Regions from separate parts of the Homo sapiens genome. Here all the other regions are linked to region 1. Evidence: chromatin loops called from intact Hi-C (ENCODE). Cell type or tissue: mammary epithelial cell. All regions are shown on one strand.

Region 1 (4,000 bases):
TTCCTTGTGGCACACCAAAAGTGGGTTTCCCACCACACCCCAAGTAAACTCTATCTCAGCCCACTTACTGATTTCCTTCCTATCACTTGCCAGAATTTGCACTTTTTCACTTGTTTATTTACTTATTTTGTTTGCTGTTGTCTGAATTAGAATGTTAGAACCGTAAGAGAAAGAAATATGTGTGTTCTTATCATACTTGTGTGTATTCCCAGCACCCAGAGTCGTGTCCAGGGTATGGCAGCTGCTCAGCAGTTGAAGAATCCATGAACCTTTCTCAGCCTTTTTTTTTGCCTGTAAATCAGAGGTTTGCTGTGAGGACTGAATGAAAAAGGAAGGGCTTCTATAGCAGCCAGATCTATTCCAGCCAGCTCTGCAGTCAGGAGGCATCTTGGCTGCTGTTCTTCTAACTGGAAGTCATCATCAACAGGAGTGTCTAGAAGAGCCAAAGGCAGAGAAATCGATGTCTGCAGCCTTCATCCATCAAGTCCTAGCAATGGCTCCCTTTTTGTCTTTTTTCTAGCTTTATGTCATAATTTGCTGTCCCCAGGAGAGGATGGGACAAACAAGTAGGAGGGAGAGGCTTAGTAACAGGGTCAGGGGTGGTAAACCTCTTCTACTGCAGCCACGTGTGGCCCTCCCTTAACACTTAACATCCAGGGCAATGGTGTGCCTTAAGATATTCTTCAGCATTTCTCTGAGGGGCTTCTCTGAGATCAGATCATAACAATGAGACCTGTGGTAGTTAATTTTAGATGTCAACTTGACTAGGCTATGGTACCCAGTTGTTTGGTCAAACACAAGTCTAGATATCACTGTGAAGGTATCTCTCTTTCCCTCTCTCTCCATATATATGGGCTAGTATGTATATATATATATATATATATATATACATATATATATATATATATATATATACACACACACATATATTATTTCTTTGTGGGGCTTGAGACCAGATTATAGCAACGAGATCCATGATAGTTAATTTTAGATGTCAGCTTGGCTTGGCTATGGTACCCCATTGTTTAGTCAAAAAATAGTCTAGATGTTCTATTTTTTAAATGGTTCTGCTTTTCTGGAGAACCCTGAAACAAGATCATTGAAGCATTTCTCAAAATTTGTGATTTTTACATGGAGAGAATCTACATTTTTCACAGAGATTAAAAGCCATTTCATAATTCTTTCTTAGGAAAATGGTCAAAAACACCAGGCTATATGAGAGGAACGGTCCTCAGGAGCGATCTGTTGTAAGCGCCTTCTGGCCTCCTCAGAATCACTTAACCTAGGCTACCCCTCTGTGATTCAGAGAAAATTGAAACCACAGTTTAGAGCCTCAAAAAAGTTCATCGAGTGGGGAAATGAAGAGCTCCTCAGAGTTCTGACGCAAATGGAAAAGATTTTTTTCCACCCCCGGCTACCCCTCTGGGCCCTTTCACCACCTGGGAAAAAAAGTGGCACATGATTGAACAGCGTAAGTGTCTCTCCCTCCCTCTTGAATTCCATTTTTTAAAAATCTCTTTTCTAAAAATACAGGGAATTCTATGAATCTTTTTTCTGCTTCTGAAATATTTTCTACAGAATCTAGTACTTGCAAAGCGGTGATTATGAATGACTAAACAGTCTTGCATATATTTCTGGAATACTTGGAAATGCCTCTGTTATTTTTGGAAATGTGTGCTTGTTCAGGTTATTCCGGCAATGGGCAGCTACTGCAAACATTCTTTCGTGATAAAAAGCCTGTAGCTCCACCTACTGCTTCCTCAAAGATGACAACAGGGATTTCAGTGCTAAAAAATGAAAACTAAGATCCTCTTAAACAGTTTCATTTTCAAATTAAAGCTTATATATTTAGTTGCTTTCAGTAAAAATAATATGTCTCTACCACTGGCAAAAGATATATAGCCCATACATTAGGCATCACTAGCAAAAAGGGGGAAATAAAAGCAGTCAAGGAATGAATTGAGTATTTTGAAACATCTATCAATGTCTTTGCCAATATCTGCTGAAAAGCAAGCGAGATCAGAGAAATCTTTGGAGAATACACAACTTTGTGGAAAGAATTGACTTTAAAACATAAGCAAAATAATCACAAACATGAGGCCTGATGGTATCAGTGAATCTTATTTTGCCTGGATTTGAAGAAAATGGTGAAATGGGAGCTGTAGGCAAGAAAGAAGCAAACGAATCCAAGTCTTTAAATGTTCTTTTTAAAATGGTCCAATTCTCAACTTCCTTGTCTTTTCTCATGGCTCACTCACAGAGGATCTGGTCCAACAAACAATTTTTACTGAAATTAATTCTTTTGTTTTGACTATTTCCATTGCTACCAAACCTCCAAATCAACGCCCCTCCATTACAGCAAACTTTCCTTTCTAATTTCTAGAACCTCAATCACAATAGATTATGCTATTCTGTAAGATCAAGAAGTGCCAACAAAGAAACTTTTTTCTATTCTTTTATTCTTCCTATGAGTCTAAAATGCTTTTCAGATAAAATCTAGTTTCTTTCTACCACAGCTAATAAAATAAAACAATACCTTTCTCCTATTCGCAATTTTAAACTGTGAGGCATAGCTGACCTACAACAGAAAACTGGGAAGAACACTGAGAGCTACAACATCAGTGTTGTCCAGGGGTACAGTCTGTTTGTTGCTAAGTCTAAGGGGATTTTTTTTTTCTGCTTTCATTAATCAGACTTAACTGTTTAAAAGTATAAAGCTTTGGTTTCACAGTACTGCAACAACATATTGTAATTATATCACATCGAAATATTTTGCACCTTTAAATATTGAGAAAGGTTTTTTTCTTTTGTACAACTTTTTAATTTGATTTATTTTTAACCCTCCAGAGAAGTTGCCAGAATCAGACCAACACCTCCAAGGTACTTTTTATCCACGTCCAAATTGGGGCTAACTGAAATTGTTTCCCATTTGTTTTCTCCTTTCTCTCTAAAAGGAATTTTTTGCAACCCATTTGAGAATAAGTGGTAGACATCATGCTCCTTTACTCCTAAATATGTCAGCGTATATTTCTTAAGAGGAAGATGTTTTCTTACGTAACCATAGCACAATTATTAAAATATAGATTTAACATTGGTATAATTCTACTCTTTAACCCACAGTCCACATTCAAAGTTTACCTATTATCCCAACAATGTCCTTCAGAGCTATATTTTTTTATCCTACTCCAGGATCCAATCCAGACTCACACTTTCCATTTCATTATCATACATTTTCGGTCTCCTTTATTTTGGAGTAGTTCTTCAGCCTTCCTTTGTTTTCCATGACCTTGACATTTTTTTAGAGATTCTTTCATAGAATCTCCCCTATTTGGGGTTATGCATCCTTTGGTACAATTATCACAGAAATGATGTGTTCTTCTCAGCATATCACATCAAGAGAGATAAGAGATGCTGGCAACGATAACTTGGATCACTTGGTATGAGATGGTGCCTGTCAACTTTTTCTATTATAAAACTATTATTTTTTCCTCCACAATTAGTAAGTAGTTTGTAAGAAGATACCTTAAGGCTATGAATATATCCTGTTCCTCATTCAACTTCATCTACTAGTTTTAGCATGCATTCACAATTTTTTTCTGAATTACTAATGATGGTTTCAAAATAGTAATATTCTAACTCTATCATCCCTTCTACATCTACTAGTTAGCGAACTATCTTTAGCCTTCTTTATTTTAATATCATCCTCCAGCTAGTAATTGCAAATCAGGAACATATTCACAAAGACCTAAGGTGCTTCTTGATTTGAAAGAGGATTCTGAAAAAATTTTGAGTATTAAATCCTAAGGAAAATGTTAAATACCCCCCACCAAAAAAAAAAAAAAACCTCCAAACCTTTAAGCAAATTCTTCCAAAAACTTGGAACTATCAAATCAAAACTAAAATTTTTTTTAAAAAAAGAAAAGAAACCTCAAGTATCCTGAGAGGTGGTCTGATGAAGGCCAGGAAAATATATCTTCTCCCTCTGTAGTCTGAGAACCAG
Region 2 (4,000 bases), 320 kb before region 1:
ATGTTTAGAATGTATAAGACATGGTCCCTATTCTCAAGCAAGTAACAAACAAAGAGGGAAGCTGGCGGGAAAACAAACACTGTGATACAGACTGTAAAAGAATTGTATATACAAAACGCTATGAATGCTTGTCAGGGCTATTGCTTAAGGAAGGTTTTGGAGTTGTGTTTTCTGGAATGAGTAGGAGTGTCAAGGTGCGTGGCATCTTCAAAGATATACCAGAAGGATAGTATCCCCTCCAGGATTGGAGGGGGGGAATGGGGGCAGATTATGAAACTCCTTTATCTATGCTAACAAGTCTAAATTTGATCTTATAGGCAATTAAGAACCATAAAATGTTTTAAAGTTATTGTGTGACACCATCCGCCCCAATATATCCCACTCCCAAACACAAAAATTCCTCCATACTCTTATTATATTATTCTCCTCCCTGCAAAATTTTCCCGAGGAGTTCAAGAAAAAACTGATATTAGTGATCCCAGAATTCCTTGATTAACATAGGTCAAGGCACGGCACTTGAAGATTTGAAGTCACATTGGCAGGGGTTTTGCTCCTCTCTGTTGGAGGTCTTTACTTGCTACTTGCAGTCAGTGGGAAGGTGGGGGCCAGGAGGTGCAGGATTCTATCCCCTTTCAACCGGAGCAGTTTGCTTTGATTTGTTACACATATTGTTTTCCTAGATGAGATTTCTTCTGGAAAGACAAGAAACTGGACTGCGGAAATGGATGTTTTCACACCATCTTCAGTTAGTGGTAAGGTGAAGCCCCTACTAAAGATATGGCTTCTGGCTCTCAATGCACCATTAACCGGTGAGTGATGTGTCCCTTGTCAGGTGACTTGCAAGCTACATGTGGATTGATTTCCTTCATGATTCCACAGAATCCTAGAACAGGGGGTGTCTTCAGAGGCCCAGAGAAATTGAGAGTGTTGCCAAGATTAGTGAAATAACAGTGCCAGAGGAGACTCTGGTTCTCCAGGTAGCAAGCTCAGAGCTTGTTCCACTACCATCCGTCTCCACACCACATCCCCCACCTGCAGTGCTCCCGGCTGGTAGCTCCACGGTCTCTTGCCTGGACCACTGCCACAGCCTCCTAACTGGTCTTCCTGCTTCTAACCCTGAATATCCTCAACAACAGCAGCCATCCCATTATAACTCCTGGGATCAAGACCTGAGGTCAATGAAATCTGTACTAACTGCGTCACAGAGTAGAAAGATCAGATGAGTTGGGACAACACTTTGACATGTGGAAGACCGTTGTTTTTATCACTAACCCGAAAGTTAAATAAAATAAACCTGCTTGAAAACAGGAGGAGGCTACTTGGCATCGCCACGGTTTTCATGGGAGCCTTTCAACACTCATCAGTTCCTCCCTTAATTTCCTCTTCTGTGATCACCTCTAGTGCTAAAAGGACATAGGCTTTGCAGAAAGGGCAGCTGGCCCAGGCCTTCCAACAGGGCAAAGTAGCATCAGGAAACAAAACTGAATACTGCCATCTACTGGGAGAAAAAGGCACACTGTGGAGAAAGCTCATTAAACCAGGGAGGAAGAAAGTAACTGAAAGAGACAAAAGATACCATTTATAAGCAGAGCTCCTAATTAGGGGGGATCACTGGAAAGATGAAAGAAAATAAAGGTGCAGGGGCATGGTGGAAGCAGAAAACGTGATGTGTAAACTTAACTGGTACTTAAGGGGCACCGTTCCCACTCACTTCATTTTTCAAGGGAAAAACAGAAGCCCAAGAGATTTGAGCAAATTGCTTGCTGTCGCTACTAAGTAACACCAACACTAAACCTTTGGCTCAATTCGTGATGCATTGATTGATATTACACTTTCAAACAAGCAAGCACATAATCAAATGCAGAGACCATTGTATCTATATTTTTGGTTGCTTGGGAATCTATGCATCTACCTATCTATCTACCTACCTACCTACCTACCTACCTACCTACCTACCTACCTAGGAATGCATGTATTTACTTACATTCCAATTGGTTTCAGAAGTATTGACAGTGGCTGAATGAGAAGGTGGTGACCAACATCATTTATGAATGAGACGTATAGAGAGGAACTGGACAAATTTTGAGCATGAGTCATGAGAGGGAAAGATCGCCAGGATTGGAGGTGGAACAAGAGATTAAGACCTGTGCCTCACATTGATCCCTTATCAATAACATTCACTGGAGGAAGCTGTTTCCACCAGTTATTCTTTGTTCTTCAATGACTACTAGTGACTTGGACTAATGCCAGAGTAGCTACATTATTCCAAAAATGAAGAAAGCCAGGAAATCCCATTGAACCTTTCTTCAATATATATCCAGATTTGTATAATTTCCTTCCACCCACACTGGTACCTTGCTGGCCTGTGCCACCATCATCTCTTGCCTAGACTGCTGCAATAGCCTTATAACTGGTCTTTCTGCTTCTAGTCTTAGCTATTCTCACCAATGATAGCCACCGTCATTCTATGACAACTTCTGGTTTCAAGACTTTCCAAAGCCCCCTCTTCTATCTCACTCACTAATGAGTGAAAGTTCTGTAATTTAAGAGGTGCTGCTCCGTGCAATCTGGTTACTATCTCTTCCCCTTGTTCTTCCCATTGCTTGCTCAGTTCCAGGTACACTGACATCCCCCCTCTTCCTGTAGCCAGAAGAGCACCTACCACAGGGCCTTTGCACTGGCTGTTTCCCCTGTCTGGAAGGTTCCTCCAGATATCTACATAGGTAAATACCTCATCTCCTTCAAGTCTTTGTTCAAATGTCATTTTCTCATTAAGCCTACCACATTTAAAATTGCAAACTCGTAACTTCTCTTGTGCTTATAGATGTTAATAGCACTTATTTTAAATATGGTATATAATTACTTCTTCTCACAAAATGGAACAAAACCAGGAAAGCTGAGCTGAGTACCCTGAGGGAATAGCAGATGACCCCTCATTCTCAGAAGGCACAGCAGCTACTCTGTTTATGTCTCTTTGCTCCCAGGGTCTTCTCTTTTAAGATTCTGTCTACCGGTCACAGAATGCTCAGGTATGGGAAGGAAATGATTTTGAAAGCCATGTTTGGTTCTTGTAGAAGGCTTGGCAGAGAAGCTGTGTTTATTTTAGAGCATGATAGGTGTCATAAACAGATTTGATTTGATCCAACATAGATATCTTCAGTGGGAAGAAGGAAGACACTGGAAGCCCAGAAACTCTTTAGTAAGTTGGTGCCAGTACCAACCCTTTACCAGGGTAGATCTTTGCCCTGGGTCCTGCCTTTTAGAGAGCCCAACTCCGACCTTTCTCTGGCAAACATCCTTCAGGGTCAAGTGGATGACCCTTCGTGGACCCAACATCCCTCCTTCTTGGCCACACTTCGGACACCTGGAAACAGAATTCCCTACCCAAATGGTCCTGAGCTGGTATTCAGAACTTGCAGGGGAATCTTTCCTTGTTCTGTCCCCATTAGAAGTGGATGGTGTGCACCTATACAGGCCCAAGGGGCAGCAAGAGGCCATTGCATAGCAGTGGGGTGGCTGGAACTGTGAGATGGAGTGTGTGTACACCTGCGTGGGCTGTCCCATGTGGACAGAGTCAGGGATTAGGAAGAGAAAGAACCAAGCCATAGACTGGGCAGGGGACAGGAGAGGGGATATTATTTTACTTTTGTTCTGGCCCCAAAAGTGTGAGGGGTAGCCCTGGCTGGCACAACCCCCTGAGAGGAGGTAATGAGAGGATGAGGGAGAAAGAACAGTGAAGGGATGTTGTAGAAAGAAAAATCTTAGTTGGCTGCTTGCTGGGGGCTGCCCTGCCCCCATGTGGTATCCTGGAGGCTGCTTTTCAGGTCCAGTAATTACAGGTCTGGCCAAGGGATGGGATGGGGTGGGGTTGAGGTAAAGTGGGTGAGGTCCTTTGGGAAAAGGTGGTTAGATGTCTGAGGCTGCAAAACCCGGGTACTGGCCAAGTACAAGGAACAATGTTTGGCAGAGAACAAGGGGCGGGGTCACTCCTGGCTGCTGG
Region 3 (4,000 bases), 86 kb after region 1:
ATAAAGTGTGTTCTCTTAAAAAAAGAGGAAGTGGCAACTGCTGATAGGCAACAAACACATTATGTAAAGAAAAGAGGACTATTTGCACTACCAAGTGAAAAGAGGTGCCGTCTCGGGTAAGGTTTCTGGAAGCAGTCTGAGACATGATCTATTGCAGGTGGGCTCTCAGGGAAAGGGGAGTGGGAAAAGCAGGATGGAGTAGGAATCGTGTTACGCAAGTAGGAGGTAGTCTCAGCTGGACTTTACTTTCAGCCTGATTTCATGGGGAACCTTGGAGTGTGCGTAATATCACAAAATTGTTTCTACCTTTGGGCAAAGGACCAACATTTTGTATCCCATTTTCAGTCTGTCATTGTCTGAATTGCTGGATGCCCCAATTTTGGTTTCTGCCCAAAAAAAAAAGATGAAGTAACTTCCTTCAATGGGGGACAATTCTCTGGAGAAAGAAGCAACTATGTGTCACTAGGCATCAACTTGTACATATGAGGATGTGTGCCCCAGTCCAGTAGAAGGGATCTGGGTGGAGCACTAACAGTATCTGCCATAGATTTTCTCACTGAAAATAGACCTGAGGACTGAAAAACTTAACCGGCTTCTAGAATGGCACTCTCCTCAAGATGCTTGGCACACTGAGCCATTCTGGTCTCTCCTGTAGCAGGACAATTACAGAAAGTGTGGTCAACCCAGGCCACTGAGCAAAATATCTGTGTTTCCTCTGAAGGAGCCCAAATCTACTACTATGTTCTAAGGTCCAGCAGTTAGCTCCCATGGTGCAGCCTGAGTTTCAGATACAGCTTCTAGAGCGTTTACCGGACATGGAACCCAAGATGAAAAGCATCACATATTCATACCTGCCCTGCTGCATTCTCTGGAAGGTGCTGCAAGCCACACAGTCAAGCTAACAAGCTCCTGAAACTGCTGGTTCTGACAGAGCCTTGTGGGTCTGAGTGGTCTCATCCTTGGGACAAAAGCAACTGAACTTGGAATGTTGCTTGCTTTTATCCAGTGGTGTCAGGCTGAAGTGAGGTCAAGATGCATCTCCCAGAACCTGTGGCCCAGTCTGAGACCCATGGTGTTTCACTCAATCCACACACTTTTAACAAACTTTCCACTGCCAGCAATCTGATAGGAAAAGGTTAAGCAAGTCTGCCGCTTTCAGATTTCACTCCAGATTTCCTCTGGGTTGAAGAGGGCCAAGTTACAATAATTCCTCCTTTTCACTAGAAATGGAAAGAGTTTAGAGAATACCGAGACAATGAACAAGTCTTTCCAAATAATCTATTTTTAAAATTGCAGGCAGAATTGCAATGTACAGATTAATTTCCTCCTAAAATATAGATGGAGTTTGAAAATAGGAAGAAAGGAAGCCTAAACAAATCAATTTTGGCAGAAGTTAAAACATTCGAAAACAACTTGAATATTCTAGCTGCCCTCTAGCAGGAAATGGAAAAAATGTGAAAGCCTACTAACAATTAATATTAGAGAAGTCAGTGCTTCTAATAAGAATACACACACACACACACTATATATATATATATATATATATATATATATATATATATATATATATATATATAGAGAGAGAGAGAGAGAGAGAGAGAGAGAGAGAGAGAGAGAGTGTCTTGTATTTTATTTTCCTGCATTTGTGTCCTATCCCTTTTATATATAGTAAGCTTTTTTCCAGGAAGGTTTGATTCAGGCTCACTTTCATATACCCACTTCTACCCCTGTGTCTTGCACACAGAAGGCACTCAATCAGTATTTGTTGAATTTATGAGTAAATAAAACAGCAGAAATTTAGTTAAACCATTTTATGATCTGCTACCATCATCATTAATAGCACAACTTATCACTTACCCAACTTTAAAAAAAATTGGAACAAGTCCTCTTAACACTTTAGCACCTTATGTATAAATGACTTGCCAAAAACAAACTGAACTGCAAAGCCTTTAAAAGCAAAATCTGTTCCCTAATGCACTTCAATATCCGCAAATAATTCTGAGGGTAGAGAAATTCGTTGCATAAGGATGCCCTCTGCTGGAAAACACTTTTCCATGAAGCACAAAGGACGAACTTGCTTCATGGGTTCACCTACACTTCACATTTCCTTACCAAAGGAGAAAAAGGCCCACAGAGCCTAAATCTGAAACCCTAATGTGTCAAAAGGCTTGTAAACACTGAGGAGTAATCTTAGAATGCCATTGTTCTCATTTTAGGTAGAGTCATTTCAAAGTAAGGCACAAGAAGAAAGAAATCTTAAAAGATAAACTTCAGAAAGGTGTTCAGGTCCTAGCACTCAGAACATTTCATATGTGCTCAATTTTATCCCATCAATCCTGCCTTTTGAGACTGTTTTTCAGGATTTGTTTAGGATCAGAAGCACTAAGTCCAGTCTCTTGGTTGAATTTCATCTACAGAAATTATATCCTGATATTTTTCCTTATATTTCAGGAGATTGCTCACCTTCTGGCCCAATCTGATCTTAGTAATGCTAAAAGCAGACTAATTATTGACTTTTAAAATCTAGATAGCCCCTTTATTTCTTGTTCTCCCTCTCTTCTCCATCCTCCTTCTGTGTCTCTGTATTCTAGTTGGTTGTTTTATGTCCCATAAATTAATGTTTCTAGGAAGCCTCCTTTGGGGAAGCTGTTCATCTTTTACTGTTCTGCAAGGACACTGAGAAATTCTCTCCTATTAGACTTTGACATCAGTAGCATATGAAGGGTTAAAACCAACAGCCCAGCAGCCATAGCACTAACCAAAAGAGTAGGGGGCAGGAACCACAGGAAGTGCTGACATGGACGTGTCAGAAGTGGCTGGAATGGATAATTTCTTACTTGGAAACAAGTTCTGAGGTTCAGTTAAAACTCTCATTTTCACCTTTGCAATTTGGATTGGAGCAAATAACTGAAGAATAGTCAGCTAGTCTTTAGGATGGGAATAGTGCCTCAGGAGTACCCTTCTAGGAAAAAAGAGGGTCTGTAATGCAAGAACTCAAGTGCCCTTTTTCCCATCTCTCTCATCTCCTATCCTTCGGAACCTTCCTCCTGAGGATGCTCTGACTCTAGCCCACCCACCAATCCCCCTCAGCCCAGTTCCTTGGGAAAGTAAACCCCAGAGTTGCTTGCAAATCTCACAGAGAAGGTGTTCAAATTTTAGTTTAGCTAAGCTGGTGTGATGGTTAACACTGAGTGTCAACTTGATTGGATTGAAGGATGAAAAGTATTGATCCTGGGTGTGTCTGTGAGGGTGTTGCCAAAGGAGATTAACATTTGAGTCAGTGGGCTGGGAAAAGCAGATCCACCCTTAATCTGGGTAGGCACCATCTAATCAGCTGCCAGCATAGCTAGAATATAAAGCAAGCAGAAAAACATGAAAAGACTAGACTGGCCAAGCCTCCCAGCCTACATCTTTCTCTCGTGCTGGATGCTTCCTGCCCTCAAATATTGGACTCCAAGTTCTTCAGTTTTGGGACTCAGACTGACGCTCCTTGCTTCTCAGCTTATAGATGGCCTATTGTGGGACCTTGTGATTGTGCGAGTTAATTCTTAATAAACTCCCCTTCATATATATATATTTCATTAGTTCTGTCCCTCTAGAGAACCCTGACCAATACAGCTGGTTTGGGTTAACATTGCATAAAATTGTACAGAGCCTTTCTGGGGACTGGTCAATAGGATTATTTGGGTAGTATGTTGTTCCTCTCCAGAAAAGGCCAGCTGGATGTCCATCCAAAGGTCTCAGAGGGACACACGGATTGCCTTTGTGAGTATCCTAAAGTGAAGCCTGGCCCTCAGCCCCTTCAGTCTCAGTACCGGGTTTTGTCAGCACACTGGGAATGGATTCACCTGGGAATCACTTGGGGAACTCCAAAAAGTATGGCATCTGAATCACATCATCAGAGATTCTCATTTAATTGATCTGGGGGTGGCCTTCCATTTGGGTGTTTAGAAGCTTTCCCAGGTGATTCTAATGGATTCTAATGGGATTCTCATTCTAA
Region 4 (4,000 bases), 1.0 Mb before region 1:
CAACCAATAGATAGGTAGGTAGGTAGGTAGACAGTTAGGGAAGGAGGGAGAGAGGGAGGGAGGGACGGAGGGAGGGAGAAAGGGAGGGAGGGAGGGAGGGATGGATGATAGATAGATAGATAGATAGATAGACAGACAGACAGACAGGAATATCTCAAGATTAGGGCTATGATGAGATGAAGTGAGACACCTGGAAGGAAACATTTAAGGAGGTGTTCTTAGGGGATATAAAGGGATCTAACTCAGTATATCTATGCTTCTATCATCTCTGCCATTTACTAGCTATATTTTCATCCCTAGGTAAGGTACTTAACCTCTCTGTGTCCTCAATTGAAGAGCAATAGTACCCAGCTGATAGTGTTGCTATAAGGATTAAATGAATTATTACACATAAAGTACCAAAAACATTACATAGTAATGTTATCAATAAGTTTCAGTATTAATTATTATTAATATATAATATTTCATTTACTTAAACTTGCAATGTTTTAAGTTGAAGTACCTGGGATTATGTGGTCTAAAGTTTTGCGAGTTTAGAAATAATGAGTTTTCATGTAAATGTGTTTATGCCACGTCTGTCCTTGCAATAGTGAAAATTGAATTAGACACATTTTAAATATAGAAAAATAATAAGCCTAGTTCAAATATTTTATAAACGATAAAATCAAACTGAAAAAATCTAATTATTTCCATCTGCACTTATTTCAAATATTATTTGTAATATATGCTATAGATTTTTAAACTCTGATCAAATATTGCCAGACCTCACAAGAGCCTAAGTGCTGACCTTTAATTTTAAATGTGTTTTTTTCACGTGTGTGGGAAGAATTGGGCAGAAAAATGAACTTTCAGCTCTTGTGGAGGGCAGTGGGGTCCACCAACTTTATTTTTACTGTTAAAATCTGTGTAAAAATAACATTATTATGACACAGTGAAATCCCCTACAATATGTTGAAATGACTAAGAAAAGAAAATAAAAGTAGGAAAACTTTAAGTGGGTTTGATTTTGGAAGCCAAATATTTTTAGAAAAATGTAATGAAACTTGCTTATTACTTTTACTTTCAACATTTTGCTACATCAAATGTTTATCTTTCAAAGACCTGGTTTAGAACACACACCTACACACACATGCACACATACACACACACAGATAGGGTATTTCTTCTCTCTCCGTTTCATGACTTTAACATTTCCCTTTCCTGGTCCTGGGGAGGATATTAGAAGGGATAAGCCCTAACATTAAAACAAACACATAAATAAACTACCAATGGGAAAAATACCACCTCGTTTCTTTAAGGATTTAACCTAACCAAAATTGGGCTTCCCTGGGGTCTGCTTTGCTCTGTTAGACCCGTTCAGCAGGAAATGGCACATGCTGAAACTTCGGAGTATCACACACTAACTGGTGATTGCTGATGTTGGGCCCTAAAGAAAAACAGTTAGGAGATGAAATTCCCCATAGCCCCCTGTAACCAGACTCCTTGAACATTGTCCCTAAACCATTAAAGTTACTGTGGCAAAGGTGTCATGCCTTGTCCAGTAGTGCTGAGCTTCTATGTTTGATGCATGAACACCTATAGGCAGAGTTTGTCTACCTAAGGCTTAAGCCATGGCATTCAAAGAATGGTGTTCATATTTAAGTAATAAAAACACTCACCAGTTATTACTGACTAATCTCACCCAATGAGCTGAAAGAATGCCTGGTGCTTGGGAGTAGGTTGTTATAGCGGCCGTGGTGCGAAAGCCAGGACATACATAATTAATATCTACCGCTTTCCCGAAGACTCTTGTTCTCAAGTAAGCTATGTCCTCAGTCATCAGCAGATGGCGCTGTTCCCTGAGGCTCAGAGCTCTTCAAATCGGCCTGTCTCAATATTGGATTGTACTTCCCAAGGCTTAGAGTGTAGGAGGCTAGAAATCACTTTCTCGAAACACTGGCTAGAGTTATTTGCCATGAAGAATTCACCAGGCAGTCTAGTTAACAGAAAGCAGAGAAGTCCTGATAAAGCTATGCTATGGAAAGCTCATCTTGTTGAAACTGGCTCTTTGGCTCTATGTTTTTAATATTGTTCTAAAATATAAATTTTGCTTTTCAGCCAGACTGTTCTTTCATGCAGTCTTGTGTGACCGCCACTGAGAAGGCAAACCAAACTTATTCTTCCAAGAAGGTCTGAGATGAACAGACTTCTGGTGTAACACACACATCAGTAGTGACCCTTCTTGCTAATGGAAGAACAGAGTTTGGGGGATTTTTAACCACCTATTCCACAATATGAGGCAGGATGTGATCCAACTTCCCATCAGAAAACACTTGGGGAGGTATTTTTAAATGACAGATTTCCAAGCCTTACCTCAAACCTGCTACATCCAAAACTCTAGGGGTGTGACTGGAAACTGTTCGGTTTTTGTTTGTTTGTTTAATCTCTTCAAATCGATTCTGATGCAGCTGGGCCATTATTTGGCAGACTGAGAACATCCAAACTATATAACCCGTCCCAATAATATATTGAAGAATTCTATGATTTAAAAAAAAACGTGCAAGAAGCATGAATACTTTAGTTTTCAGAGACTCAAAAGACAGTATTATTCCTGGGACTACCTCATGAGAACTTGCTTTTATGAGTGAGCATGAATGTTCATGCTGAAAAGCCATTTATCTCAATAAAGTCAAGGAAGTTTTTAGTTTTCACAAAAGAAATCTGGGAGTAAAAAACTACAATGTTGAGTTATTCTTTTCTATGTGTTCTTTGAGCTTTCTATTCAATATTTGTTGATAATCAACTATATGTTAAGCATTCAAATAATGAGATCAAGCCTCCACCCTCAAAGAGAATACGTAGGGCAGATTGAACAGGAAAAGGTAAGCAACACTACAAATAAGAAACTATAATACAGGACAGACATAATCAAATGTAATAAAGAAACACAACAAGAAAATGAAGATTAAAAAATAATGATGAATGCTCATGTAGGGCAATTTTGGTTTCTTCCTAGCAGAGGTGACATATTTTTAAGAAGAAATTATGAATAGGATGTCATTTGCTTTTAAAAAAATCATTCTTAATGGGTACCATTTTCCTTAGAAGAGCCATAAAAAGTAGCTCCTGGACCACTAGGAACTTTAGATAAGCCCCTCCCAGTGCTATGGCCAGCTTCTCCACTCTCCCTGGCCCACCAGCTCCTCATCTACCATCCTACCTGTGAACCTTTTCTAGAAAGAAGAAATGTGCCAAAATTCAGACTTTCTGGCCTTCTTATATACTTCTGATTTTGTGAGGACCTGAAATACTGCTTTGGATAGGAGGAACCACAATAGGCCAGTTTTAGTTACCTAATTTCATGTAATAGAATTTAATAATTATGTATTTATTAACATTTGAGTGTGTCAGGTCATTCTAAATCTATGAATAATTTAACAAAATGGGCCCTGCACATGTACTGTCAGTTGCAGGAATTGCACTAAGTTTGGAAATGTTCCTTCACTTTTTCCAGGGTCTGGACTACCTCTGATGATGTTTATGTTCTTTATCCTTTTGTGAATGGGTTCTTTCTTTTTTTCGTTTTAATACACAAGCCAGGATGTTACAGATTAGTCTCTTAGAGGACTTGTTCTTCTAGATTATGAAACACTTAACATTAAGTTTTATTTTGGATTGCCACTCCAACACAATCAGAGGAAAAGAACTACATGAGAATGTCAAACTCTAACTGGTAATGTTGTTTACCAGACGGTATGTTAAAAATTATGGAACCATTATAGACACACACTGGATTTGAACAATTGAGTAGATGTATGGAAGATGGTGAGAACTAGGTTCCTCACTGTTAGAGTAGAAGGTTGTATACAACCCAGGTGAAGAGAAGGCTAATACGATCCAGGTGGCATAGACGGCCAAGCGTGGTGGCTCCCGTCTGTAATCCCCACAATTTGTGAAGCCGAGGCATGTGGATCACTTGAGCCCAGGAGTTTGAGACCAGCCTGAGAAACATAGGGAAGAT
Region 5 (4,000 bases), 560 kb before region 1:
CTGCTTGAGGTTGTGAATATCTGAGCTCCTTGAAACCTTAATTTTGCTCCCCTTGCCAGAGTCTGATTTTCTTGAGGAGATCGGCATGGCTTCATCATCTTTTTTTATTTACTGGCACATGAAGTGTTTAATAAAGATTTGTGGGATGAATAAGTCAGTTAACCAATCAAAAAAAAAAAAAAAAACCCAAGCTGCTTCAATAAAATATTTATTGCCATAAAATAGTAAAAAAAAGAAAAGTCAACCAGAAACATAGAAAGCTATATATACACAGATAGTCTCATGCATTTTATTCCCGGGTACTTTCAGATATTTTCCAGAATAGGTGTATAAGTCATGTGAAGAATATCTTAGATTTAAGCAGCAGGTTCATAATCAGAATTTCCATGTGAATAGAAGTTATATAGATGACTGACAGCTTCTTAAACTTTAATGTGCATACAGTTTACCCAAAGATATTTTGAAAATGTTGATTCTGGTTGCACAAGTCAGAGTGAGGGCCTGAGAGTTGCATTTCAAACAAGCTCCCAGGTGATGACCAGCCTGCAGACCATACTTGAAGGAGCAAAGACATAACTGAACAGAGGAAGTGGGTGTTAAGATTCTATTTTCTACTCACCGCCTCACTACCTTTGGGACCAGAGTTTAAATGGCATTTATGGATGAATTTAAGGTAAGGAAAAAGTTCATAACAAAGTGACTGAATGGCTGTGTTGTAGAAATGCCATTTATCTCCTCTATGATCCAGTTGAAAGCCAATCAGATTAGATATACAGTCAGACACAGCTTGATTGGATTTTTCCACATTCCACCTAATTATATGGGTATAAAGACAGCAGATACTCCCCTGGTATTTAGGTTTTTACTGAACAAAACCACAATTTTTTTTTTAATCCAACTGTTCAATATGATCATATTGTCAGGGAGGGTAAAGGATCTTACTCAAAATAAGAATTTCAGGGCAGAATGTTGCATACATTATTTAACAGTGTGTTGCCCTTCTTTCTCATTTGTTCTTTAGTAATATAGCCCCGGGACCTTTATCCCCTTTTCTTTTACCCCAGAAAATTACCAGGTGAAGTTCTATTACTCTCACCTTTCTCTTTACAATTTCTCTATGCTCCTAAAATACATTTACTAAGAGAAGGTGTTCATTTTCATCTTATGTACTTATAACTCCCTACATAACTTTTTAAAGTTTTTGAAAGGGCAGATTTTAAGAGCTTCATACTCTTGCTTCAAGTATACATGTTAATGGGCATCAGTAAAACCAGGGTTTCAGGAGTTTTCTTCTACTAGCAGGATCTTTTATTGAAAATAAATTCCAAAGGTTCTCATTCCTCTTCCCCTGTGATGAATTACTCTTCCACTGTTTAAATTGACAAAAGTTTATTTCTAATGAAAGAAACATTTTAATATTCCAATTGACAGTGTTAAACAATGGCATTCATAGTTTACCCATTTTCTTCCAAAGGAGACTTGGAATGGGCCAAGCCTTCATGTCGGAGAAGGAAAGTGGACTGACCACATAAGCACACAGGAAAGAACAGGAGACAAAGGCTCAGGGACTCTGAGCTTGAATCCTAGCACAGCTTGCAATCCTCACACTGTAGAGCAAGCGGCTTCTCCTATGAGTCTCTGTAAATGGTGGCAACAGTTCGGAGTTAATATGAACTCTGGATGAGTCGTTGGTTCTAGTTCCTACCCCGTCCCATGAGACTGTGACAGGATTTGTTTTTCCTTCGTGACTTCAGCTTCTTTATCTGTGAAAGAGGGAGTTGAGTAAGTTGGTCTGTATTGATGATTACAGTTCTAAAAGTTGATTCTGTGGAACCGGACTGGGACCACTGGAGAATGCAGGTCTACAGGGCACACACAATGTTCAATGAGTGCCTACCCATAACAGGGGTGTGAGCAGCCTTATTTTTGCTTCACCTTTTTAAACTGATTGTTGGATGATAGTGCTGCTGGTAAATTTTGCAACCCATATTCCACTGCTTTTCAGACAGTTATTTAAAAATAAAATAAAACAAAGAAACAAAAGACCCTTGCATCAGGCTTGAGTTTACATATAAATACAGTTAGCTTGGTAGATTAATGAAGAACCAGCCAATACAAAAAAAAAAAATCAGACCATACATAAATATAAGGGAGGAAAAAAGCCCAACAACTCCAAATTTAAATGGAAAACATATTTTTTGACAAGAGAACTACTTAGCACAAGAAAGATATGCCTTAACATTGTGACGTCTTGTCCCAGCATCATGAAGTTATATACTGTATAGGTATTTTTTATTTTTTTGCATTTCTAGTAGCTAAAACCACACATTGCTATACTGTAGCTTTAATGAATGGAGTTTTCAAAAAGTTTCTTTCTTGACTGTTTCCCTGTATTATCCTGTTACAGTATATTGGGCACAAGGGGGCACTGAAAGAGTGAACAATTCCATCTGCCATACTGGAACTACCACACCTAGGTGTTCACCTTTCACTCGGCCACAACTGTGGCAGTGGCTTTCTCCCTGCCCTCCTTCCTTTTTTCTTTTTAATGCCTGCAAGGAATGTGTGTAAATACCTTGGTCACCTGAAGGGAAATTCATTTGACCCATAGATAACATCATCTTACATGGCCTTTCTAAGAATATACATGCCACATCGTCATCTTTCATTCACTAAAATGCCGCACAGTGGTAGCCAGAGTCTACCACTTGCCTACCCGATATTCATATTACCCTTCCTTTTTACTAACAGGATCCTTATGTTGTTGAGGGCAGGTACAACTACATTTCCCCACCTCTCTAGAAGATCATGCTGGGTAATAAGATGGAAGAGGAAGTCTTTGTCTGGGTCATCTAAGAGAGTTATCTAAAGGGGGCCTGCTGAACTAGTAGGAATATTTTCTCCCTTGCTCATTCTTTCTGCTTATGAAATGGATGCTATGGCTGGTTGTTGTAGCAGCCATCGTTCTATTCTGAAACAACCATCAGGGAACCATATGCTAATGATGGTAAAACAGAAGGAAAGAACCCGCTAAGACCGTGGTAGGGCTATGGACTTTCATTTCATCTCTGCACTACCTCCTTTCAACTCTCTTGTTATATGAAAGGAAATATATATATCTGGTTTAATATACTATGATTTGGGACTCTTTAGCATCACAATAAAGGTATTTGAGAATGCAATTCCCAAATGATACATCCCCAAAATACCATAGTTATCAATGCAGATTAATTATATGTAGCAAAGGAATTGAACCAGAGAAATTATTGCACTGAGCTTCTCTACAATCCCATGAAAGATGATGCATTACCGTAGAAAGGCATGAGCTAATAAACATCTTTTAAATTTGATTGGACAAATATAAAATAGCAAGTAGTGTTCACTCGTGGGTAGTCTTTTAGTGAATCCCAGTAAATTGCAATTCTCCTCTAAATTACTGTTGTTTTATCTGCAAAGGTAACTGTCCTTGTTAGTAGCTCATTGGATTCCACACTGGCCACCCCAGCGGGAAGAGCAACAGGGTCAGTGCAAAGCTCTGTCCATCTTCACTCTTCACCGGAATGGGCAGGCAGCTGCACTTCTCAGAATTTCCCCTCTCAGTACCCTGGTCAGCAGCCTCACCCTGAATTCTCACCATACCAACACCCTTAGCAATCACCCCATTCTCATCAGGGACCCTGTCTCCATCCTGCTGGTAAAAGAAGACTACAGAAACCAGCAATCCCAAAGCACCTTCTTCTATGGGGAGATCTAGGCTTCTGTTTATTTTCATCACATTGGTTAACTTATATTTTAAATTTCCTTACAATTTGCACTATTCTTTTTTATGTCTTCTTAGTACATGGAAAATTTAATCTATCACAAAAAGTGTTATTAGTCTGTTTTCACACTGCTGATAAAGACATACCCAAGACTGGGCAATTTGCAAAAGAAAGAGGCTTAATGGACTTACAATTCCACGTGGTTGGGGAAGCCTCACAATCATGGCTCAAGGTGAAAG
Region 6 (4,000 bases), 120 kb after region 1:
ATGCAGAAAACTGAAACTGGACACCTTCCTTACAACATATACAAAAATTAAGTCAAGATGCATTAAAGACTTAAATGTAAAACCCAAAAGTATAAAAACTCTGGAAGATGACCTAGGTAATACCATTCAGGACATAGGAATGGGCAAAGATTTCATGATGAAGTCACCAAAAGCTATTGTAACAAAGCAAAAATTGACAAATGGGATCTAATTAAACTAAACAGTTTCTGCACATCAAAGGAAACTATCAACAGAGTAAACAGACAATCTACAGAATGGGAGAAAATTTTTGCAAACTATGCATCTGATAAAGGTCTGATATCCAGCATCTATAAAGAACTTAAACTTACAAAAAAAAAATCAAGAAGTGGGCAAAAGGCATGAACAGACACTTCTCAAAAGAAGACATTCATGCAGCCAGCAATCATATGAAAAAAAGGTCCAGGTCACTGATCATTAAAGAAATGCAAATCAAAACCACAATGAGAAACCATCTCACACCAGTCAGAATGGCCATTATTAAAAAGTCAAAAAATAACAGATGCTGGTGAGGTTGCGGAGAAAAAGGAACTCTTTTACACCATTGGTGGGAGTGTAAATTTGTTCAACCATTGTGGAAGACAGTGTGGTGATTTCTCCAAGACCTAAAAACAGAGATACCATTTGACCCAGCAATCCCATTACTGGGTATATATTCTAAGGAATATAAATCATTCTATTATAAAGACACATGCACACATATGTTTACTGCAGCACAATTTACAATAGCAAAGACATGGAATCAACCTAGATGCCCATCAGTGACAGACTGGATAAAGAAAACGTGGTGCAGGGTCCGGGCGCGGTGGCTCACGCCTGTAATCCCAGCACTTTGGGAGGCCGAGACGGGCGGATCATGAGGTCAGGAGATCGAGACCATCCTGACTAACACAGCGAAACCCGGTCTCTACTAAAAATACAAAAAAAATTAGCCAGGCATGGTGGCGGGCGCCTGTAGTCCCAGCTACTCCGGAGGCTGAGGCAGGAGAATGGCGTGAACCCGGGAGGCGGAGCTTGCAGTGAGCCAAGATCGCGCCACTGCATTCCAGCCTGGGCGACAGAGCGAGATTCCGTCTCAAAATAAAAATAAAGAAAACGTGGTACATATACACCATGGAATACTATGCAGCCATAAAAGCAAATGAGATCATGTCCTTTGCAGGAACATGGGTGAAGGTAGAGGTCATTACCCTTAACAAATTAATGCAGGAACAGAAAACCAAATACCACATGTTCTCACTTATAAATGGGAGCTAAATGATGAGAACATATGGACACATAGAGGGGAACAACACACACTGGGGCATATTGGAGGGTGGAGGGTGGAAGGAGGGAGAGAATCAGGAAAAATAACAATTGGATAGTGGGCTTAATACCTGGGTGACAAAATAATCTGTACAACAAACCCCCATGGCACAAGTTTACCTATATAATGAAACTGCACATGTGTCCCTGAACTTCAAACAAAAGTTTTTTTTAAAAGATTGTTTACAATAATATAATATAAAAGTCTGAAATTTCTATTGGCAGCATAGTCCCAGGTACTACTGTTACTGTGTTTGTTGCCTGCATTTACAATCAAAGGAAATACTAATTTTCTGTTAGAGGCTAGTGATTTTTCCCCATGTGAATTCACACTGAGTTTGGCTTAAGATCTTACTTAAAACCCTGTAATCAAGGCACTTACTTCATTTTTTAAAAATAACAGCAGTGTGGTGGCTCACGCCTGTAATCCCAGCATTTTGGGAGGCCAAGGTGGATGGATGTCTTGAGCCCAGGAGTTCGAGACCAGCCTAGGCAACATAGGGAAACCCTGTCTCCACAAAAAAAAAAAAAAGCCAGGCATGGTCGCGTATGCCTGTAGCCCAGCTACTTGGGAGGCCAAGGCAGGAGGATTGCTTGAGCCCAAGAGGTTAAGGCTGCAGTAAGTTGAGATGGCACCACTGCACTCCAGCCTGGGCCACAGAGTGAGACTCTGCCTCCAAAAAATAAATAAATAAATTATGCTCCAGAAAGTTAAAATGGAAGGGCACTATCCTTCTCAAATCCATAGAAACCCCCCTTTTTCAACTCAATTCAAATGTTACTAAGCACCTATTGTGTACAGAGACCTTTGTATGCTCAAAATGGGCAAGAGAAACAACAAAAGTAACGGGAAGTCGGTGACAACATAAAAATAAAGCAAGGATTCTAAGAATTGATATAGGAAAATCTGTTCTCCAACTTAAAAATTGACATATTTATGTTCTAAATCTAATGAAATTAAACCAAGGTGGAAGATAAGGAGGGTTATAGGATTTACAAACGTGACGACAGCGACATCTAGTGGGAACCATTGATAAAGCACCTCTAGTGTTTTACTGCAAAGAGGCATGCACAGCCAGCCACGTTCATGAAATATTTGCTACACCTATTATAGATTAATATCGAGTCAGGCCCTGGCCGGCAGCCCATCCGTCTTCTTTTCTCCTCGGGCTGCATCCCACATCATGAGTGGCCTCATGCACATGCACCTCAGCCAAGTCCCAGATAGAAAGTAGGTAAAGAAAATTATTCTGGCTGTTTTCTCTAACACAGACTAATTGGAGATTCCGTGCCAAAGTAAAAAGTCATGCAGGTATTAAATGAACAAACCTAGGCAAGCGATATTTTTCTGTAAGAACAAAGAAAAACATGTGTACTGAAGTAGGCTATGATATTGAAGACCTAGGGTAGGGTCATTCAGTTCCACAAACTGCTTCCACGTTCTCATTCTCTTGGATCATTCATTTTTCCTTCCTTCACCAAATCCAGCGTGCTTTACAGGTAATGCAACAGCAGTGAGAGAAAGGGGGAGAGGTGAAAGGAGCACGGATTGTGTTTGAAGGAAAGTGAGGCCCCCTCGGCCACCTTTCAGGCCAAAAGTACACACATTTATGTCCTACTCCTAAGGACAGGTTGAAATCTGGGTGGTCAGAGTAAAATGGCTGGAGAAGATCCCGTGCAGTTCCTGGAAACATGTTCAGGGTCATTTGCCCAGGGAATTCCTGAGTCCCAGGTACAGGTACCCAAAGTGAGGTTTAGAAGAGCAGAGGCGGACTCCAGGTGAACACTGTCCTCTGCCTGATGGTCTCCCTAGTCAGTGGCACGGATGTGGCCAGAAGAAGTCCATTGCAAGGGGCCTCTACATTGTGGGTTCTTGCCAAAATCTAAGGGTAGTACTGCTCTTACCTGTCCTGCCTTTTTGCACATTTCCTGGTTGGGACCATTTTTATGATGGCAGCCAACGGTTTAAGCATGTACGTAGTGTGTGTGGAATAAGAATGAGAGAGACAGACAAACCACACATGTCTTTCTAAAAGCCCTCTGTCAGCCAACATGTCTTAGACTTCATTATGCACAGCAATCCCCTGGGACCTTCTTAGAATGCAGATTCTGGCTCAGTGGGTCTGGGGATGGGGCACCAAAACCTTCATTTCTAACAGCTCCCAGGTTGATGCTGCTCAGGGGCCAGTGGCAAGGCTGCAGTAGACATGATTTTTGTCTGCCCAGCATCCCATTTTTTTTTTTTTTGGAGAACTCACTCCTCTCCTATTCTACAGAAAGCCCACTCAGCCTGTGTGGTTTGTTTGAGGCTGGTTCCACCTCCCCAAGAGTGGGCACGTGCCTCCAGCCAGGCTGTGAGAAGCCTTCCCAGGACATTGCAGAACAAATCATTGTCTCCAACTGTGCGGTTTTATTGGGCTGGAGCTGCTGTAGGTCATCCTTTCCACCAGGTGGGGCCAGCCCGAGAATGATGCCACCACAGAGGAGAAGAGAGCCAAAGATGGCAGGAAAGAGGCAGGTCTTGGGTGAATCTCTGGATCCAGCCATGCCTCCAGACTTCCCAGCTATGGCCAATAAATTCCTTTTCTTCCTGAGCTAGTTTGAAATGGGTCTCTTCATTTGCAATGAACATTCTTTCTGATTTCACTCTTGATCT
Region 7 (4,000 bases), 370 kb before region 1:
CAGATATTCTGACTTACTGATTTAGCATGAAACCAAGACATCATTAAGTTTTTTGTTTTTGTTTTTTGTTTTTGAGACAGAGTCTTGCTCTGTTACCCAGGCCGGAGTGCAGTGGCATGATCTCGGCTCACTGCAACCTCTGCCTCCCAGGTTCAAGCAATTCTCCTGCCTCAGCCTCCTCAATAACTGGAATTACAGGCACATGCCACCACACCCGGCTAATTTTTGTATTTTTAGTAGAGACAGGGTTTTGCCATGTTGGCCAGGGTGGTCTCGAACTCCTGACCTCAAGTGATCCACCTGCCTTGGCCTTCCAAAGTGCTGGGATTACAGGTTTGAGCCACCGCACCTGGCCCAGAGATTGCCAAATTTTTAAAAGGTGGTTTTAATGCAGAGCCAGGGCTGAGAACCATTGGCCCAGGCAATAGGTAAGGAAGGTGGTCTGATCATTCTGAAAAGGAACCAGACTAGATATTCCAAAGTCCAAGAAAGAATCTCTCTTCCTATACTCAATTTCCGTTCTGGACAACACGCTGACTTAGAGCCTTTGGAGGAATTGCTTTCTTTCCCAGCTCCTCTCTCCCAAGCACTGATCTCTACTCCCAATATCTCCCTACATTGAATTCCTCTTGTGGGTGCAATGCTTGGACTGCACTCTCTGTTTAATAATGGGGTTCTCCCATTGGCTACATCCCAACCAATATTCCTGCTCTTTTTCTCCAAGCCCCTCCCCTCACAAATAATATATATCCAGAACAGGTTGAAATCTCAGTGTTTGTTGGTAATCTATAATCTATATAATTACATTACTCAGCTACCAAACCTACTCCTGTAAAAAAGTAAGAGATATGTTTTTCCTGAGCCAGAAAGGTGGGACCCTGACACTCCCTCACAGTTACACCTTGGGTTGGGAAGGAGCCTTTATTTGCATGACAATTCCTCCACAAAGAATATCCACACCTCCTTTTCTGAGCCTTCCTTCCTGGCTGAGCTGGTGCTCATCAGGAAACAAAATCTCATCCTAGCCAATGGAACAGGCAGTGCCTTCAAAGTAGGCCAAAGAATTTGGAGCTTGTCTAACCAGAAATTCTTACCCACTCCCAAAAAATGCATATCCTGTTCCTCCAAAGGATGGTAATTAGCACCTGCTTCCACCACTGAGCTCCTGTGGGATCTGGCCAGTTGCTCTCACAGCTCCTCTGGTCTCTCTTGGCTCCCTAATGAACCACATCAGTCACATGATGTGCCACCTAATCTAGTAGAGAGGGTGTTGCAGGACTCTGTTAACTTAGGTGTGACTGCCTTAACAAAATCATTAGAGAGTACATAAGAAAGGATGCGGCTAGAACATAGCTAGGGATATCCAATTAATTTGACAGCCACAAGTTCCTTCCCAGAAAGATTATAACATCATAGAATACTGAAGCTTGGAGAGGACCTTAGAAATGATCTGATCCAGATGTTAACATTTTAGGACTCCTGGCTTCTGATTAGATCTGTCCAAAGCAATGGACCTTCTTCCCAGAAAAATATGTGTACACACAAAGTTTTTTTCACAGCTTCAGGAGGTTGGACTACAAATACCATTGATTGGGCTTATGAGCCCCCTGTAGAAGAAGGCTGATACAGTCTAACCCCCTCCCCACCACCCCAGTACACTTATACACATTTTATAGGTGAGGACACTGCAGTCCAGAGAAGAATGAGGTTCTCCAAATGACTCATAGATTAGTAGCAGAAACGCAAGCTCCAAATTCCTGATTCTAGTCCCATAAGACTCAGCCAAGACCACTGTTCTAATACCTTCTTAGATGTTTTGGGACTGACTTTTTCAGGGACGATTGTCCTTTATCTGAGGATTCCCGTTGGACTTTTCTCTGTGTGCACGTTGTGTCTTATTGGCAAAATGGGCAATCATATTCCTTTTACTGGGCAGCCTCTTTCTTAGGAGAAATGACTTAATCTACTCAAAATATTTCCAAGCATAACGTCAAGGGGTTGGAGAGCCTGAGAACCATGTCTTCACCAGAGCACCACCTGGTGGAACATTGGAATAAATTCTATGTAAGCCCAGGGAAATGCCTAGGATGCAGGGAACAGCAGTTACCATTTCTTCCATTTTTGGTGCCAGGACAGTAGTTTTATCCGGATTTTTTGGCCTGAGTAGTTTTCAAAATATTACCGAATAAAACCAGATTCAAAGATTAAGTGACACCCTGTAAAACTCAAATTATTTCCGAACTCTTTATACAAAATTGATACTTTTGTTCCCCCCTTTTAACAACAGATACATCTAAAAGCAAGGGGAAAAAGTATTTCTCTGGGGTAATAAATTGCCAACTACATTTGTCAATTGGAAAGAACTTCAAGTGAGTGGAGTTTTCTTATACTGTCCCATTATCTAGAGGCAATGAAATTCTATTTCTATCTCTGCCATCTAGGGTGAATAATCCTGGGTAAATCATTTAATTGCTGTCATCTGTGGCTTAGAGATAATTGGAGGTGATGACCGTGACACTTACTAGCTGTATGACTTTGACACTCTAGTACTCAAACTTCCTGTGCCTCAGTTTCCTCTTCTCTAAAATAAGGAATACAATAATATCACACAACTATTAAGGTGGTCATGAGGACTTACTTACATGATGTGGGCTTTGTTGCAAGAGCTCTTCACAGTACCCGGGACATCTCAAGTGACAGATACATTTTTTCTGAAAACATTAGTTGTTGGGGAATTACCTGAGATATCCATGTGAAGCAACTGTGTAATCCTGGGTTCACACTACTTACTTAATATTTAGCTTACATTTATAAAGATTCAGTGGGAATGACTTAGTGGTGAGAACATAACCTCACACATTTCAACATCACATGTGATTTGGCATACTAATCAGACCTAGAAAAATCAGATGTTACTGAGGGCAGGAAACCAAGAGACTGTCAAGTTCACTTGCTTTCTTTATAGATAATGAAAGTGAGGTTCAGAAGCATGAAGGGATTGTTCAAGGACACACAGCTATGAGTGGTAGATCAGAACAGAAACCCAGGGTTCAAGCTTTTAGTTCAGTGTCCTATCAGGATGATTAAATGAAAGAAAGAAGGAAGGAAAGAAGGAAGGAAGGAAGGAAGGAAGGAAGGAAGGAAGGAAGTAAAGGAAAGAAAGAAGGGGCAAGGGAGGGATAGAGGAAGGAAGGGAGGGAGGGAGAGAGGAAGGGAGGGAGGGAGAGAGGAAGGAAGGGAGGGAGGGAGAGAGGAATGGAGGGAGGGAGAGAGGAAGGGAGGGAGGGAGAGAGGAAGGGAGGGAGGGAGAGAGGAAGGGAGTGAGGGAGGGAGGGAGGAAACACCGAAGAGTTAAATGCACAAAGCAGGCTTCTTATTAGTCAATTGAGCTGGGTCTGTAAGCTTCAAACACTGGGCATGACATCTCAGGCTTCATCCATGGGCTGAAAGGACCCAGTTTCCAAAGCCCCACCTCAGTAGCCATCAGTCACACTGTTTTCATCTGGAAAGCCTAGGCCAACACCCATCTCTGTGTGTGATCAGACCTCTCTGCCCAGGCAGTATCTGGGCTCCAGGACACATGGCACCGTTCCACCTGAGGGCTAGGACCTCCTCAGCAACCAGAAGCTTCACATTTCTGGGTTGGGAAAGCAGAAGACCAGACACTAAGTTGGCCATTGCCAGCATTAAGGAAGGAAGCTTTGCCAGGAAGTTCAAATGTCAGGGACCTAGTTCCTACAGACCCTCCCACACCCTGGGACAGACTTCAAAAATAATTCCTATCATCTTTTGATTTTGAAACATTTTCAGAAAAAAAAAATTGCATCATAATCAATTAAGACAGCTGTCTGTTTCCACTTTAACTTCTGCTCCACCACAATTCCCTTTGTGTTAGGTGTTGTTGAATGGGGGTGAGTGTTTGGGGGATGATATATAGAAGGGAAAGTTGAATTAGAGATGCATTTACTTATTATTTAGTGGAAACAGTTAAGCGGTTCAT

What was found. A loop is a pair of places that touch in the nucleus more often than their neighbours do. Peaks named below come from ENCODE experiments on the same cell type or tissue, not always from the same donor. Only the 100,000 strongest peaks of a DNase experiment are listed, where the experiment ranks them.
Region 2: a loop joins it to region 1, with 7 times the contacts of the local background. A loop is called at or near these places in 9 of 110 quality-filtered maps.
Region 3: it touches region 1 in a loop (2.5-fold over the local background); 2 of 110 quality-filtered maps call a loop at or near these places.
Region 4: a loop joins it to region 1, with 4 times the contacts of the local background. A loop is called at or near these places in 11 of 110 quality-filtered maps.
Region 5: it touches region 1 in a loop (23-fold over the local background); 9 of 110 quality-filtered maps call a loop at or near these places.
Region 6: it touches region 1 in a loop (3-fold over the local background); 2 of 110 quality-filtered maps call a loop at or near these places.
Region 7: a loop joins it to region 1, with 12 times the contacts of the local background. A loop is called at or near these places in 10 of 110 quality-filtered maps.

What each region holds. Positions count from the first base shown.
Region 1 is chr20:6,263,126-6,267,125 of GRCh38, reverse strand. No RefSeq gene overlaps it. Among named protein-coding and RNA genes, the nearest start is that of FERMT1, 140 kb to the right of the region's middle. In mammary epithelial cell, a CTCF peak has its summit at 1,748 (motif pointing left); no DNase peak of the experiment used is centred here; H3K27ac peaks cover 346 bases.
Region 2 is chr20:6,580,784-6,584,783 of GRCh38, reverse strand. No RefSeq gene overlaps it. Among named protein-coding and RNA genes, the nearest start is that of LINC01713, 150 kb to the left of the region's middle. In mammary epithelial cell, a CTCF peak has its summit at 1,500 (motif pointing left); a DNase peak (open chromatin) is centred at 1,493.
Region 3 is chr20:6,176,761-6,180,760 of GRCh38, reverse strand. No RefSeq gene overlaps it. Among named protein-coding and RNA genes, the nearest start is that of FERMT1, 56 kb to the right of the region's middle. In mammary epithelial cell, a CTCF peak has its summit at 2,057 (motif pointing left); no DNase peak of the experiment used is centred here.
Region 4 is chr20:7,283,937-7,287,936 of GRCh38, reverse strand. No RefSeq gene overlaps it. Among named protein-coding and RNA genes, the nearest start is that of LINC01751, 21 kb to the left of the region's middle. In mammary epithelial cell, a CTCF peak has its summit at 1,822 (motif pointing right); a DNase peak (open chromatin) is centred at 1,816.
Region 5 is chr20:6,818,231-6,822,230 of GRCh38, reverse strand. No RefSeq gene overlaps it. Among named protein-coding and RNA genes, the nearest start is that of BMP2, 53 kb to the right of the region's middle. In mammary epithelial cell, a CTCF peak has its summit at 2,416 (motif pointing right); no DNase peak of the experiment used is centred here; H3K27me3 peaks cover 120 bases.
Region 6 is chr20:6,140,955-6,144,954 of GRCh38, reverse strand. No RefSeq gene overlaps it. Among named protein-coding and RNA genes, the nearest start is that of FERMT1, 20 kb to the right of the region's middle. In mammary epithelial cell, a CTCF peak has its summit at 2,360 (motif pointing left); no DNase peak of the experiment used is centred here.
Region 7 is chr20:6,634,440-6,638,439 of GRCh38, reverse strand. No RefSeq gene overlaps it. Among named protein-coding and RNA genes, the nearest start is that of LINC01713, 100 kb to the left of the region's middle. RefSeq lists an enhancer at 676-1,189. In mammary epithelial cell, a CTCF peak has its summit at 2,037 (motif pointing left); a DNase peak (open chromatin) is centred at 2,029.